Regions from separate parts of the Homo sapiens genome. Here region 2 is linked to region 1. Evidence: read pairs that join two places in POLR2A ChIA-PET (ENCODE). Cell type or tissue: OCI-LY7. All regions are shown on one strand. Each heading gives the region's core, and the rest is flanking DNA. Links, peaks and the distances in the headings are about the cores only.

Region 1 (7,173 bases), core at 1,068-6,067:
AATGCAAGTTCTTCTGTAAAACAGGGATAACTATCTGTAGGGATGCTGATCCCCTTTACCCGCCAGTGCCCCTGTCCCCAGCTCTGTAATAACAGATGACACAGCCCTCTCCAGAAAGCAGCCCTTGGCCAACAAATGGTCATCTTGTCCAGGAAGCTACCAGGCCCTGCCTCATCCCCAACCCAGGCCAACGACTGACAGCACAGGAGTACAAAAGACCAACTCTCTCAACTCCTTGAGGGACCCAGCTGTGGTGTAATTCACATTCACACTCCAGAGCTTCCTGTGGGATCATGAGAAGGCCACAGCTGGACTCCGGCTGAGGACAAGTCCTTGCTCTGCTCCCTGCCCTGTCCTGCCCTTTTCCTCCCCTTCTCAGAGCCCTCCACTAAGACATCAGTGACAAAAAATCACTACCTAGAGCTCTGCTTAGAGGAAGCCTGACCTGAGCAGTATTTCACAAGGCTGCTCTTGGGATCCAGTGAGATACTACAGGGAAGCCTCACAGTGTGAGCGATCATCATCACCGTCATCATCATCATCATCATCCTAAATGGCCTGGAAGAATTATTTGAGCTGCTTCAAAACTGGCCCAGGCACTGTTCCCAGGATTCCATCAAGTAGGGTAGAAGCAAGGAGGTGGGTGGGGAGGAGGAAATGGCTGGGCCTCATGGAAAGTTGGAGGGACCCTGATTGGAGCAGACAGGCCTGGTGTACTGATGCAGGTACACACTGAGGTAGGAAGGGAACTGGAAGTTCACTGAGCACTTGCCAAGCTCCAGGTTGTACCCATGTTCCCACATTGTCGTAGTTTGGGTTTCCCCAGAAGCAGACCCTGAGAGAGGGATCTGAGTGCAAACAGTTGACTGGGCAGTGATGCCAGGAAACATGACGGGTGGAGTGGGAAAGTGAGGCAGGAAGGGAGAGCAGTCAGCGAGGGCTATTACCAATGGATCACCACTGTGGGCACCTGGAGCTCAATCCTGGTGAGTATCTCTGGGTGCCAATGCAGAACAAAAGCCTCAGAGTTGGTCTACAAAGGCGAGAGGGAGCTGGTGTGTTTATACACCAACTCCCATCAGTTCTGGTTGAGGCTGCTCCCTGCTCCTGGGGACAGGAGTTCCCCAACACCCCACTACAGGCGGAGCAGCCTCCAGCTGCTTGGAGAAAGTCCTCAGGCAAAGCTGCAGGGATGGCAGTGGGAGGAGGCCAGAGCCCCTGGAGAGGGAAGCCCTGAGGCACCCACAGGTCTGCTACACTACTTCACCCACGTCACTGCTGGGAAGGAGAGCCTGCATTTGCATTTTGAAGAAGAAAAAGCAGCTCAGAGAGGTTAGGCCACTCACCCATAGTCAAACAGCTGCAGAATCTGATTTTTCAATTATGCCAGGGCCCCCCAGAATCAGGCCTGTGAGGAACTGTTGGAGGCTGGGGGAGTCTGAGCACTGCAGGAGAGGAAGCTCCTGAATAATGTGCTCCTGCAATTAACGGGCTCAGAGGCAGAGCTAAAAACAAGACTTTTTCATGTATTTTCTGAGCGGAAACAGTTGATGGACTGTAGCTTAATGAAGACAGATCTATATAAAATCACTTTGTAAATTATACTGTACAATATAGATACTAGTTCCCAACACCAGGGCCCTCAAAACACACCCACTACTGCCCACTCTTCAAAGCACATCTAGCTCAGTAAGCACTGTCCAGTGACCAATTCACCCCTATTTGGTTCGAGGGAAAACGCACAAAGGTATGCCACTCTAGCAGTCTGTTTTCAGCCACAGTACCCTCGGCTTACCTGATCAAACCCAAACTGGGTTTTCTAGAGGAAGGGCTTCAAGGGGTCATGATTACCTTCTTGTGCCTGTCCTTTGCCGCACTGATATCATCTTGCAGAAATTGGGCTTCCAGCTGAAGGCGTAGGTTATGCAGCAAGGCTTCATCAGCTTCCTGCAATGAGAGCCACATATCCCTGGCCACAGGCACCATGGAGCATAGGGGTAAAGCTGGCCGGGTATATGAGCACACAGACCACCTGGGAGCTTACTGAAATGCAGACTCTGGTTCAGTAGGTCTGGGAGGGGTCTGAGATTATGCATTCTAGCAAGGCAATGGCTTAGCCCATTGGACCTGTTCTAGAAGAGCAGTTCTCAACAGAGGGTGATTTTGCCCCCCAAGGGGACATTTGGCAGTGTCTAGAGACATTTTTAGTTGTCACCACTTTAGTGGTAGGGTCCTTCTATTGGCAACTAGTGGGTAGAGGCCAGGGACACTGCTAAATACCCTACAATACACAGGACAGCATCCCCCCACAACCCTGCACACAAGGAATTCCCTTGCCTAAAGGGTCAATACAGCCAGGGTTAAGTAACCTTGATCTAGAAAGATCGGAGCGCTAGGTATATTTACATACCAAATAAAGTTAATATTTAAGTAACGTCTATATTTGTTCTATATCTCATCATCAGTGAGTTGGGTTTCTAAGACTGAAAGAAAAAAATTGTTTTCCCTTAAATCCTGAAATCTGTATTCTAGCAGTTTTCTCCCAAGGACTGTTAACATTTACCTTGAGAAGATGCATCTTTCATACAAAAATGCATTTTTAGAATGACTGTTTTGTGAATAGCATTTGTTTGTTCCTCTAAGGTTGGAAACGACATTGATCACAAAAGGTTGAATTTTCTCAGGAAACTTTCTGATAATTCACTGGCTCTTGCCTCATTGATCTTGTTTGGATAGACCAAGTAGGTATGAAAGAATTATTCATGCTCTTAATAAGATTGTGCTATGATGTCCAGAAGTGACTTATATACTTTGGCATCTTCGGTGTGATATTACAGGTGAGCATTACTTGGGTTCATCAGGATTCCCCAGTCTCCCAAGATACCTCTGCCATGCACACCTGCCAACACCTGAGGCCTTGGGAAGTGAATTTTTACTGACTTATTAGTGACTTGCTAATAAACATAATGAGTCTTAGCAATGGGCTCTCATTAATCAAGGGGAACACGTGGTCTGACTAAAATATGTAAGAGACACTCTCCATACTCGCATGAACAGAGTTATGACAGTCACGATATGTGGACTGGCCATGAGATGTAGGGACACTCCCCACCCTTGTGCTACTAGGGTTTCGGTCTGGCAAGGCCTTGAGACTGCACTCTTAAGAAAGGCACTTGGGGCCGGGTGTGGTGGCTCACACCTGTAGTCCCAGCACTTTGGGAGGCTGAAGCAGGTGGATCACCTGAGGTCAGGAGTTCGAGACCAGCCTGACCAACATGGAGAACTCCATCTCTACTAAAAGTACAAAATTAGCTGGGCATGGTGGCACATGCCTGTAATCCCAGCTACTCAGGAGGCTGAGGCAGGAGAATCACTTGAACCTGGGAGGCAGAGGTTGCAGTGAGCCAAGATCATGCCATTGCACTCCAGTCTGGGCAAAAAGAGCAAAACTCCATCTCAAAAAAAATTAATTAATTAATTCAATAAAAATAAAAGGCACTTGGTTCCTTAATTGCTCTTGTGAAAGACCACTGGTGTAGTAAGATTTCTGATTGTCTGATGCTGACAAGAAGGATCCTGAAATTCTGACTCTATTGTAGCCTCTGCCTTCAATGAGCTTTCCATGCAAAGTGTTCTCTTAGCACCTAAGACACCAGAGCTGAGACTTCATGGAGCCTACAGAGAAGGTTGTATGGACCTTGGGGGCCTGCATCACAATAAATGTTAATATTTAACAAATCTCTTTCTGTGTGAATTTGGTCTAAAGCATTAGCAAGATGGTAAGGGAGTGGCCAACCCTCACCCAACTCAAACTTCTGAAGCTCTTTTATCTACCCAAGAGAACTGAAGATTTTATCTTACAGAACTTGAGAGTTGTACAAGATCAAATTAGTCAATGTGCAACCCTTAGGAATGTATCTTAAAACATTTCCTTCCTTTTCCATTAGCCACCTGCAGTGGAGCTGCCACCAAAATGCAGATTTTTGTGAAAACCCTCACAGGGAAGACCATCACCCTCAAGGTTGAACCCTCAGATACGATAGAAAATATAAAGGCCAAGACCCAGGATAAGGAAAGAATTCCTCCTGATCAGTAAAGACTGATCTTTGCTAGCAAGCAACTGGAGGATGGATGTGCTTTGTCTGACTACAACATTCAAAAGGAGTCTACTCTTCATCTTGTGTTGAGACTTCGTGGTGGTGCTAAGAAAAGGAAGAAGTCTTACACCACTCCCAAGAAGAATAAGCACAAGAGGAAGAAGATTAAGCTGGCTGTCCTGAAATACTATAAGGTAGACGAGAATGGCAAAATTAGTCACCTTCATCGAGAGTGCCCTTCTGATGAATGTGGTGCTGGAGTGTTTATGGCAAGCCACTATGACAGACATTATTGTGGCAAATGTTGTCTGACTTACTGCTTCAACAAACCAGAAGACAAGGAACTGTATGAGTTAATAAAAGACATGAACTAACAAACAAAACAAAACAAACAAACAAACAAAATCATTTCCTTTTGCGTTTCCTCCTGCCTCAGCCTCCCAAGTAGCTGGGACTACAGGTGCACACCACCACGCCCAGCTAATTTTTCTATTTTTGGTAGAAACGGGGTCTCACCATGTTGGTCAGGCTGGTCTTGAACTCCTGACCTCAGGTGATCCACCCACCGTGGCCTCCCAAAGTGCTGGGATTACAGGTGTGAGCCACCGTGCCTGGCCAACTTTAAACTTTCTAGAAGTAGCCACTTTAAATAAAATAAAAAGAAACAGGTGAAATTAATTTTAATAATATATTTTATTTTACCCAGTATACCCAAAATATTATCATGTCATCATGTAATCAATAAGTTAGTAGTGAGATATCTTCCATTCTTGTTTTCAGATGAGGTCTTTGAAACTGCTGTGTATTTTACACTCATAACACATCTCAATTCGAACTCCCCACATTGCAGGTGCTCCACAGCCACATGCGGCTGGTGGCTGCCATACTGCATGGCACGGCTCTATGGGAGCAATTTTCGGCAACGGAACATCTTGTTCCTCCTCAGTGCTCCTCCAGGTTTCTGCTGCAGGGTGAATCCCCAGGTAAGGAACTCTCGACAGAAGAAGGAAGGACACCAGTGTCCAGAGTCATTCCTCACCCCGGCCCCTGGACTCTCCTGCCTACTCTCTCCAAGGCTCCTCCTGATTCCTGGCCCTGGCACCGGGCTCCTGCTGCCACCAGCACCACTGCCCACTGGGAGAAGCAAGAGCTCCTGGGAAAACCACTCCCTTCAACAAATCTACACGTGGTCTGAAGTTTTTGGGGGTTTTTGTTTTAAATCAGAAATAAAAGAATGAACCAAATTACAAAAAGGGACACATTTTTCCAGATCCAGGACACTGAACTGTCCAAACTACAAGAATATGAAATCTAACTATGGGACTTAGCTTCTGAGCTCATTCATGTGTTTAATTAATTAGCCATTGACCTTTAACGAGCTCTGCCTTCAGGGGGTTACCATTCTGAGCCCTTAATGATGGGTCCTCACATCCTGCGACCCAGGGACAGTGAGGGAGGGTCTAATGAAAACTCAGCTATAGCGTTTCTTCTTCCAGAAGGCGTGCGCTACCCGGCCCGGGGCGATCAGACCCAGACTGATGCACTCATGCAAATCAAGGCCTTCCTACCGCAGGGGAAGTGGGCAGGCCCCTTGGAGATCCTGGTGTCTGGTCTTCTGAAATACCCAGAAGTATTTCACAAGCCTGGGAAGCCCTTTCATAAGAGAAATGGTGGAAAGGGAAGCCTGAATCTTTCCAGCAACAGAAAAGGGTGGAGGATTCAGAAAAACCCTGGTTCATTTGTAAAATACCAGCCAGACCTCAGGAAAGACGGAAACCAAGGCAGTTCCAGGAATCTAAGTAGCAGGAGTCAAGGACCTGTCCTCAGAGTGACCCAGCTCTGAATCAGTTCATCCCTGCATCCCTCCCTCAGGAGAGCTGTGATTGGCCAGCATGGGTCACATGACCACCATCTTGCCTGACAGCTGGACCACACGATGTGAAGGAAAATCACAGTGTTCCCGGACGCATCCCACTCCCTTCAAAGGCAGTGGTTCCCTGTGGAGTGATTCTCAGCCCCGGGGATGGGACCACACCCTCAGAGAGGCTTGGCTAAATCTGGGCCAGAGGTGCAGGAGTATTGGGTGGATGTTGTTCTATCTTCCCTCTGCCCCTCTTAAGACTGCTGAGGATGGGGTGGGGCACAGAATTCTCAATCACTCTTAACAAAATGCATCCAAGATTGAGCCACAAAGCTGAATGACTGGAAACAGGGCTTCAAGGACCCTTTGTGTTATTATTTATAAGGAATCAAACATTACAAATTTTAGAAATAGAAGGAACCCTGGGGTCACTGGTCCTCAAACTTTTGTTAAGCCACATGTGCCATCCTTTGAACAAAGCAGTCCATGGAAGCCACTGTACTGAAGCAAAGCCAAGGGGCCACAGGCATCTCCCATGCTCAGCTGCCCTCTTCCCTCAGAGACCCTTCAAGCAACTCGATGCAACATGAGGGCTCTGCCAAATGCACCTTGAAGTCCAGAGCCTCCCTCCATGTATGCAGGGCTGAGGCCAGACTGATGCAGTGCATCATTGAACTCGTGAATGGAAGTTAGTGGAAGATAACAGGCCTGGAACCTACCATGGGCTTCTCTCTCCTAGCCAAGAGCTGAGTGCTAAGCCCTGACTCCATCCTTCGAGGTGCCTGTCATTCTTCCCCACCTCCCTCCTAGGATTGTGTCAAAACCACCAGCACTGGGTCCCATCAGTTAAATCTTTATAACTGCTCATAGTGATAGTAAAAGGCCAGTCAATATGTATTCTTAAAATAGGGATTAAGCAGATGTTTCTGCAAGCACACTGTCCTGCTTTGAAGATAATCACCCGATAAGCTGACCCCAAAACCCCCAAAGGTGAGTAGGGCCCACTGGAATGTACAGCTGCTGATACGCTGAGGAAAATTTGTTTTGGAAGTGTTTTCTTTTGTTTGCGCCAGAACTCAGAAATGTGTAGACGCTTGTGTTTTTATTATGCTGTGGATGTTGTCAGCTGAATTTTCAAAAGCTTCACCAGCAGAATCATCTAGATTTTTCTGAATTGAGATTATGGGTCAATAGTCTAATTTTACAAAACATTCC
Region 2 (7,173 bases), core at 962-5,961, 490 kb after region 1:
GCCGAGGCAGGCAGATCACCTGAGGTCGGGAGTTCGAGACCAGCCTGACCAACATGGACAAACCTCATCTCTACTAAAAATACAAAATTAGCCAGGAGTGGTGGCACATGCCTGTAATCCCAGCTACTCGGGGGGCTGAGGCAGAAGAATTGCTTGAACCTGGGAGGTGGAGGTTGCTATGGGCTGAGATAGCACCATTGAACTCCAGCCTGGGCAACAAGAGTGAAACTCTGTCTCAAAAAAAAAAAAAAAAAAAAAAAAGAAATTAATTTCAAAAGGAAGCATGAAGCATGTTAACTACTACAATGGGAAGTGACTATCACCTGTCCTAAATAGAAGGCAATAAATACATTTATTTATTGTAAAATAAATACAGTAAACACAAAGCAGTGGCCGAGCATGATGGCTCACACCTGTAATCCCAGCACGCTGGGAGCCCAAGGCAAGGGAATCACTTGAGCTCAAGGCAAGGGACTCACTTGAGCTCAGGAGGTTGAGACCAGCCTGGGCAACATGGGGAAACCCTGTCTCTCCAAAAAAAAAAAAAACGGCTGGGCACGGTGGCTCATGCCTGTAATCCTAGCACTTTGGGAGCTGAGGCAGGTGGATGACCTGAGGTTAAGAGTTCGAGACCAGCGTGGCCAACATGGTGAAACCCCCGTCTCTACTAAAAATACAAAAATCAGCCAGGTGTGGTGGCACACACCTGTAATCCCAGCTACTCAGGAGGCTGAGGCAGGAGAATCGTTTGAACCCAGGAGGTGGAAGTTGCAGTGAGCCGAGATCACGCCACTGCACTCCAGCTTGGGCAATGGAGTGAGACTCCATCTCAAAAACAAACAAACAAACAAACAAACAAACAAAGCTGGATGTGGTGACTCACACCTGTAATCCCAGCACTTTGGGAGGCCGAGGTGGGTGGATCACTTGAGGTCAGGAGTTCGAGACCAGCCTGGCCAACATAGTCTCTACTAAAAATACAAAAATTAGTCGGGCATGGTGGCACATACCTGTAATCCCAGCTACTCGGGAGGCTGAGGCACAAGAATTGCTTAAACCCAGGAGGTGGAGGTTGCAGTGAGCTGAGATCGCACCACTGCATTCCAGCCTGGGCAACAGAGTGAGACTCTGTTTCAAAAACAACCACAAACCAGGGCTAGTAATTCTAACTCACTTCTGCTTTCCAAAAGCAGAATCTGAGGGCTGCTCTCTCTTTTATAAAAGGAAGATATTCGAACAAAAGGCCAGTGACAAAGGCTGTGTTATCTACAGAGATTTTCTTCCAAACAGAATCAGAAATATAGAAAATGGATACACTTTTTTGCGGTGTACTCCAATGTTATTTAGAGCAGCACAGCACAGTACATAAAATTGTCTCAAGTCGTTTAGGAAATGCTGAGGCTAGACCAGAAACAAGAGGGAGAAAATCGCCCGTTTAACAACTTTCCCCTTCATGAAGCTCGAGACACATATAGGACATGGGGCAAAGACCTGGTGTGGCTCAGGGACTTTCCACCTCCTAGCTGTGTAACCTTGAACTCACCTGTCGACATTTGGAGGCCTGGGGATTCTCAAGAAAAATGCAGTTAATGACAGCTTGCCTGCCTCACAGGGTCCCTTAAGAACCAATTGTGAGCCTACATGTCACAAGCCCTCATAGTCTGTAAAATGCTGAATAAATAGAGCAGATTGTAAGGCTATTCCCTGAGGCTAGGCATGAGGAGGTGAGCTGTGAGGAAGGGAGAACCAGCTCATTAACCAGGGGAACAAATGACAGTGTGATGGCATCCCTCCCACATCCATGGGGGCCTCTAAAATCAAGGAGCCAGCCAGTGGTAGGGCCTAGAGATGAGAGGACTGGTGGCCTCTCCAACTGCTTTCCAGTTCCAGGACCTCCAGCTTGTCACCAGGACAACCAGGCAGCCCTCACTCCCTGCACGGCAGCTCAGGTGTCACCCCAGGACATGGAATTGATCGAGAGGCCTCTGCCCCTTCCTTTGGTAGGTTTCTTTGCTGAATGCTCAAGAAGCAGCTCCCTGGTTAGGAATTCCAAGAACTTCTAACTGACAGGGAGTCCCAGCTGTCCCATCATGGAAGGCAGCCACCATATGTGTGGAGAGACTGTGAACTGTGAACTACACTTACGTAACCCTGAACTCGAGTCTTGCTCACAAGACCCAGCTCATGTTCCCTGCGCTGCGAAGCTTCCCAGGAATGGTCCGTGGTTGTTCTGTCTACTGTTGCATTTGACACAGGGCTCTGCCAAGGTATTCACCACATCTGCTTGTATATCCATCTCCCCACTAGACTCTGGGCAAGCCTCCAACTTTCAAATTATTATTATTTTTTTGAGACAGTGACTTGCTCTGTTGCCCAGGCTGGAGTGCAACACTGGTGCCAACATGGCTCACTGCAGCCTCGAACTCCTGGACTCTAGTGATCCTCCCACCTCAGCCTCTTATGTAGCTGGGACTGTAGGCATGTGCTACTATGCCTGGCTGATTTTAACAGTTTTTGTAGAGACAGGGGTCTTGCAATTTTGCCTAGGCTGGTCTCGAACTTTTGACCTCAAGTGATCCACCCAACTCAGCCTTCCAAAGTGCTGAGATTACATGCATGAGCCACCGTGCCCGGCCTAAACCTCCCATTTTATGTTTCCTCTGCCCCTGGTCTAACTCAGTGCCTGGTATGTGGCAGACACACAGGTCAGTGTTACAAATGACCATACCCTCACACTCGCTGTTCCAAATGATGGCTTCTTACTAAGAACCTGAGAATTTCTGCCTGCGGGTTTTGTCTGGGTGCGGATCAGGCCAAAGTTCCATGGAGTTAACACCCTGGGGCAACACTTAAGCAATGAAAACCAGCAGTTAGTGGATGAATAGCCCAGCACGGGACAACCCTGGGGCAGGTTCTGCACAGTCACCTGGCCAGACCCAGCAGCACTGAGCCCTGGCTGTCCACAGCAGTGACTGCTCATAACCACTCTGCCTTCTCTTTCAGTCTCACTTCCCCTCTACCATCTCACGCTTTCTGGGTCAAAGAAACTACTATCTTGGGGTCTGCTTCTGCTGGAGCTCAAACCAAGACAACTGGCTAGTTGGCTGATTGGCTGTGTGAATGGGCACGATTAGCAGCAAAGAAAGAAATGGAAGCCCGCGCGCCGGCTGGGCCCTGGCACATGCGCTGCCCCCACAGTGTGTCTAGACTACGTCGGGGCACGTGCACAGCCAACAGATCCGACACAGGAAAAAGCACTTCTCAGCTGTCCCCACCATCCTGCTATTTGTCATTCCATCCATCTGCTGTCCCCACGAAACGCTCACCCACGTCAGCTAAAATGGTACACTGGGCTTGGAATCGGCTGGGGAAATGTCAGGCTGACAGAACAGGGGGGACAACTGAAATAGCAACTGTGTGGACGGTGGTGGTGACACAAATCTGCCCCTTTGCGTAGAAGGCAGGACTCCCAGAGCTCAGGAGGCCTCTTGCGGAGGAATTGGTATGTGGCGAAGGCTGCAGGGAGGGGGCCCTGGGACTCAGGGGCAGCTAGAGCAGGGCCCTCTGCCCTGAGAGCTCTTCACCCCTTCCTCCCAGAATAGAGGAGATTGTCCAAACATAGAACTCAGTTTGTTTAAAGTCATTGTTTATTTTTAAATGTTCAGTTCGTTTTCCAATCAATCTTCCACGGTGCAGTTCAAGAAAAATGTGTGGATTTTCATGCCTGAGGTCAGTTGCAGGATGTACCTCGCAGAACAGCGTGTGCCCCTGCAAGCTGGGGATTGAGTGTTTTGTTCTGTTTTGTTTTCTCAGGGTAAAGGGGTCATTCTAAAAGCAGGACTGTTTGGATCTTAGAAGATTGGATATTTATTTATTATTTAAATTTTTTTCTTTTCTTTTTTTTTTTTTTTTTGAGATGAAGTCTCGCTCTGTCACCCAGGCTGGAGTGCAATGGGATGATCTCAGCTCACTGCAACCTCCGCCTCCCCAGTTCAAGCGATTCTCCCGTCTCAGCCTCCCCAACCAGCCGGGATTACAGGCGTGCACCACCATGCCTGGCTAATTTTTTTGTATATTTAGTATAGATGGGGTTTCATTTTGTTGGCCAGGCTGGTCTCGAACGTTTGACCTCAAGTGATCCACTCACCTCGGCCTCCCAAAGTGCTAGGATTACAGGCATGACCCACCGTGCCGGGCCTATTTTTTTTTTAATTTATTTTAGAGAGAAGGTCTCCCTATGTTGCCCAGGCCGTTCTCATACTCCTGGGCTCAAATGATCTGCCCACGTTGGCCTCCAAAAGTGCTAAGATTACAGGTGTGAGCCACCGCGCCTGGCCATGGATACTTATACATTCTTTCTACAAATATTTATTGAGTGCCTGTGTTGATCTAGGCACTGTCTTGAGCTCCAGGAAGAAAGCAGTGAGCAAATTCAACAAAATTCCCCACCTCTTCGAGATTACAGACCTGTGGGAGGGCTGGACAGTAAACAAATATATGTACAAATGTCAGGAGATTTTAAGTGTGAAGAAAAGCACAGGGGCCAGGTGTAGTGGCTCACACCTGTAATCATAGCACTTTGGGAGGCCAAGGCGGGTGGATCACCTGAGGTCAGGAGTTCAAGACCAGCCTGGCCAACATGGCAAAACCCTGTCTCTACCAAAAAATATAAAAATTAGCTGGGCATGGTGGCGGACGCCTGTAGTCCCAACTACTTGGGAGAGTGAGGCAGGAGAATGGTTTGAACCTGGGAGGCGGAGGTTGCAGTGAGCCAAGATTGCACCATCGCACTCCAGCCTGGGCGACAGAGCCAGACTCTGTCAAAAAAAAAAAAAAAAAAAAAAAAGGGAAGAAGAAAAGCAAAGGAAAGAAAATGCAATTTGAGTATTTGAGTTTGGGTGGCCAGGGAAGGTGTTCCAGTCATCTCACTGCATGCTAAGCCACCTCAAGACTAAGTGACTTGAAACAACAATCATTTGCTTATCTCTCATGATTCTGTGGACTAACTGGGCTCAGCTCGGCAGTACTTTTGTTCTATGCAGATTTTCTCTGCAGCTACAGTCCACTGGCGCTTGGCCAGGCTGGAACGGCCGGGATGCCTCACTTACATGTTTGGTGTCCTGGCAGGGATGGCTGGGGGGATGGGCTCAGTGGGGGTGTTTGGTCAACTGGGCTCCCCTTCCAGGTAGTCTCAGCACCTTTCCCTCTCCACAAGGCCTGTCTATGTGGCCTCTCACGTGGTCTCTCCATTTGGCCTTTCCAGCAAAGCAGCCAGACTTCTTTACATGACAGCTTGGGGCTCCTGCAATTCAGAAGCAGAAGCTGCCAGGCTGTGTCAAGGCTTAGGCCTGGAATTGGCAGGGCATCACGCCTGCCACGTCCTGTTTAGTTGAAGCCAGGACCGGCTGAGATCCCATGTGGGAGGAGGCCACACAAGGGAAGGGGTGCTGGGAGGCCTGGCTCCTTGCGGGCTGGCCACCCATGCCTCCCTGACCGTGCGCTGGCTAAGCAGAGACCAGGACAGAGGAAGGAGTGGGCCCTGCAGCGCTGAGGGGACACGCAAAGTCCCCGAGTCAGGGCTGTGCTGCAGGAGCAGCAAGGAAAGAAACAGGCCACTGTGGCGGGAGCTGAACAGCAGAGAGGAAAGATAAACGACGAGGTCAGGAGGCAGCCAGGGACCAGACTGTCCCGGCCACAGGCCACAGAGAGGGATTCAGGAGTTATTCCTAGTGGGATGAGAAGCACCGGACCTGCCTTGATCCATAACTGGTGGGTTCTGAAGCTGGGGACATCTCCGCCCCATCCCCACTGCTGGGTTCGCATGCTGCCCAGAACGGCCCTGTTTCAACTGCAGCCCCTGCTCCCAGCACCCTCCGGCTGCCTCTCTGCCTGATGGTCTCTCTGTGGCACTCAGCACCACTGCATGCCTGATATTTTACTGATGTCCCTATTGTCTTGTTTACCTTCTCACTCTAGAATGTAAACCTGAAACAGACAGGGATGTCTGTCTGTTTCATCCGTAGGCCCACAACCATTAAATAGTATTTGTTGTACCAATGAACTAACCAGCCCATCTCTGTAACCCCAGTTGGTGCTAACACTATATTGGGCCTCTAGCAAAAACTGCATGACTGAATTAATGCAACAACAACAACAACAAATACATATATATATATATATATTTTTTTTTTTTTTTTAAGAGACGGAGTCTCTCTTTGTCGCCCAGGCTGGAGTGCAGTGGCGTGATCTTGGCTCACCGCAAGCTCCACCTCCTGGATTCACGCCATTCTGCTGCCTCAGCCTCCCGAGTAGCTGGGACTACAGGTGCCTGCTACCACACCTGGCTAATTTTTGTATTTTTAGTAGAGACAGGGTTTCACCATGTTAGCCAGGATGGTCTCGATCTCCTGACCTCGTGGTCTGCCCCCCTCAGCCTCCCAAAGTGCTGAGATTACAGGTGTGAGCCACCGTGCCCAGCCAAAAAAATAATTTTTATAGTTCCAGTCAACTTATCTAAAAGTTGCTTTCAAATAAGCAATTATCCAGGGAAAATGAAGAAGAAAAAAAAAGCCTTCAAAGTAGCCCATGCCATGACCGACAGTCACAGGACAGCCTCTCATTCACCTATGATCCTGGTGTACTTGGTAAGTCAGTTACCAAGCAGTCATAGCCTGGCGAGCCCTGGATTAAAGGAGGAGAGGCCTGGAACAAGAAGGAAAATGCCAGCTGTCAGTGAGGGGAGGACAGAAAACTCAAAACACAAATGTGGTCGGGTCAGCAGGGCGATGTTTCAGAGCAAAGCAATCTAGGGCTGCATGGCAGGGACAAGCTGGCCCGTGGGCCTCAGCAGCTCTCCAAGCTGTGCCAGCAAACCACCTGACAACAGGCGATATCTGTAACAATCCTTACAACACTTTTCTTTTTTTTTTTTTTTTCAAGAAACAGGGTCTCATATGCTGCCCAGGCTAGACTCGAACTCCAGGGCTCAAGTGATCCTACAGCCTCAGCCTCCCAAGTAGCTGGGATTACAGGTTAGTGACAGGTGCCTGGCTAATTTTTTTTTTTTTTTTTAATTTTTATTTTTTTTATTGATCATTCTTGGGTGTTTCTCGCAGAGGGGGATTTGGCAGGGTCATAGGACAATAGTGGAGGGAAGGTCAGCAGATAAACAAG

The links. Peaks named below come from ENCODE experiments on the same cell type or tissue, not always from the same donor. Only the 100,000 strongest peaks of a DNase experiment are listed, where the experiment ranks them.
Region 2: POLR2A ChIA-PET joins it to region 1 with 6 read pairs; 4 of 35 experiments call an interaction of 5 or more read pairs at or near these places.

Annotation. Positions count from the first base shown.
Region 1 is chr20:17,512,870-17,520,042 of GRCh38, forward strand. It overlaps BFSP1 (beaded filament structural protein 1), which reads right to left. Exons shown (of 8, transcript NM_001195.5): 3 at 1,852-1,947. It also overlaps the pseudogene RPS27AP2. Among named protein-coding and RNA genes, the nearest start is that of BFSP1, 15 kb to the right of the region's middle. In OCI-LY7, for the core only: no CTCF peak of the experiment used is centred there; no DNase peak of the experiment used is centred there.
Region 2 is chr20:18,002,522-18,009,694 of GRCh38, forward strand. No RefSeq gene overlaps it. Among named protein-coding and RNA genes, the nearest start is that of MGME1, 37 kb to the left of the region's middle. RefSeq lists enhancers at 2,638-3,199, 3,248-3,307, 4,886-5,447, 5,448-6,008. In OCI-LY7, for the core only: no CTCF peak of the experiment used is centred there; a DNase peak (open chromatin) is centred at 3,000.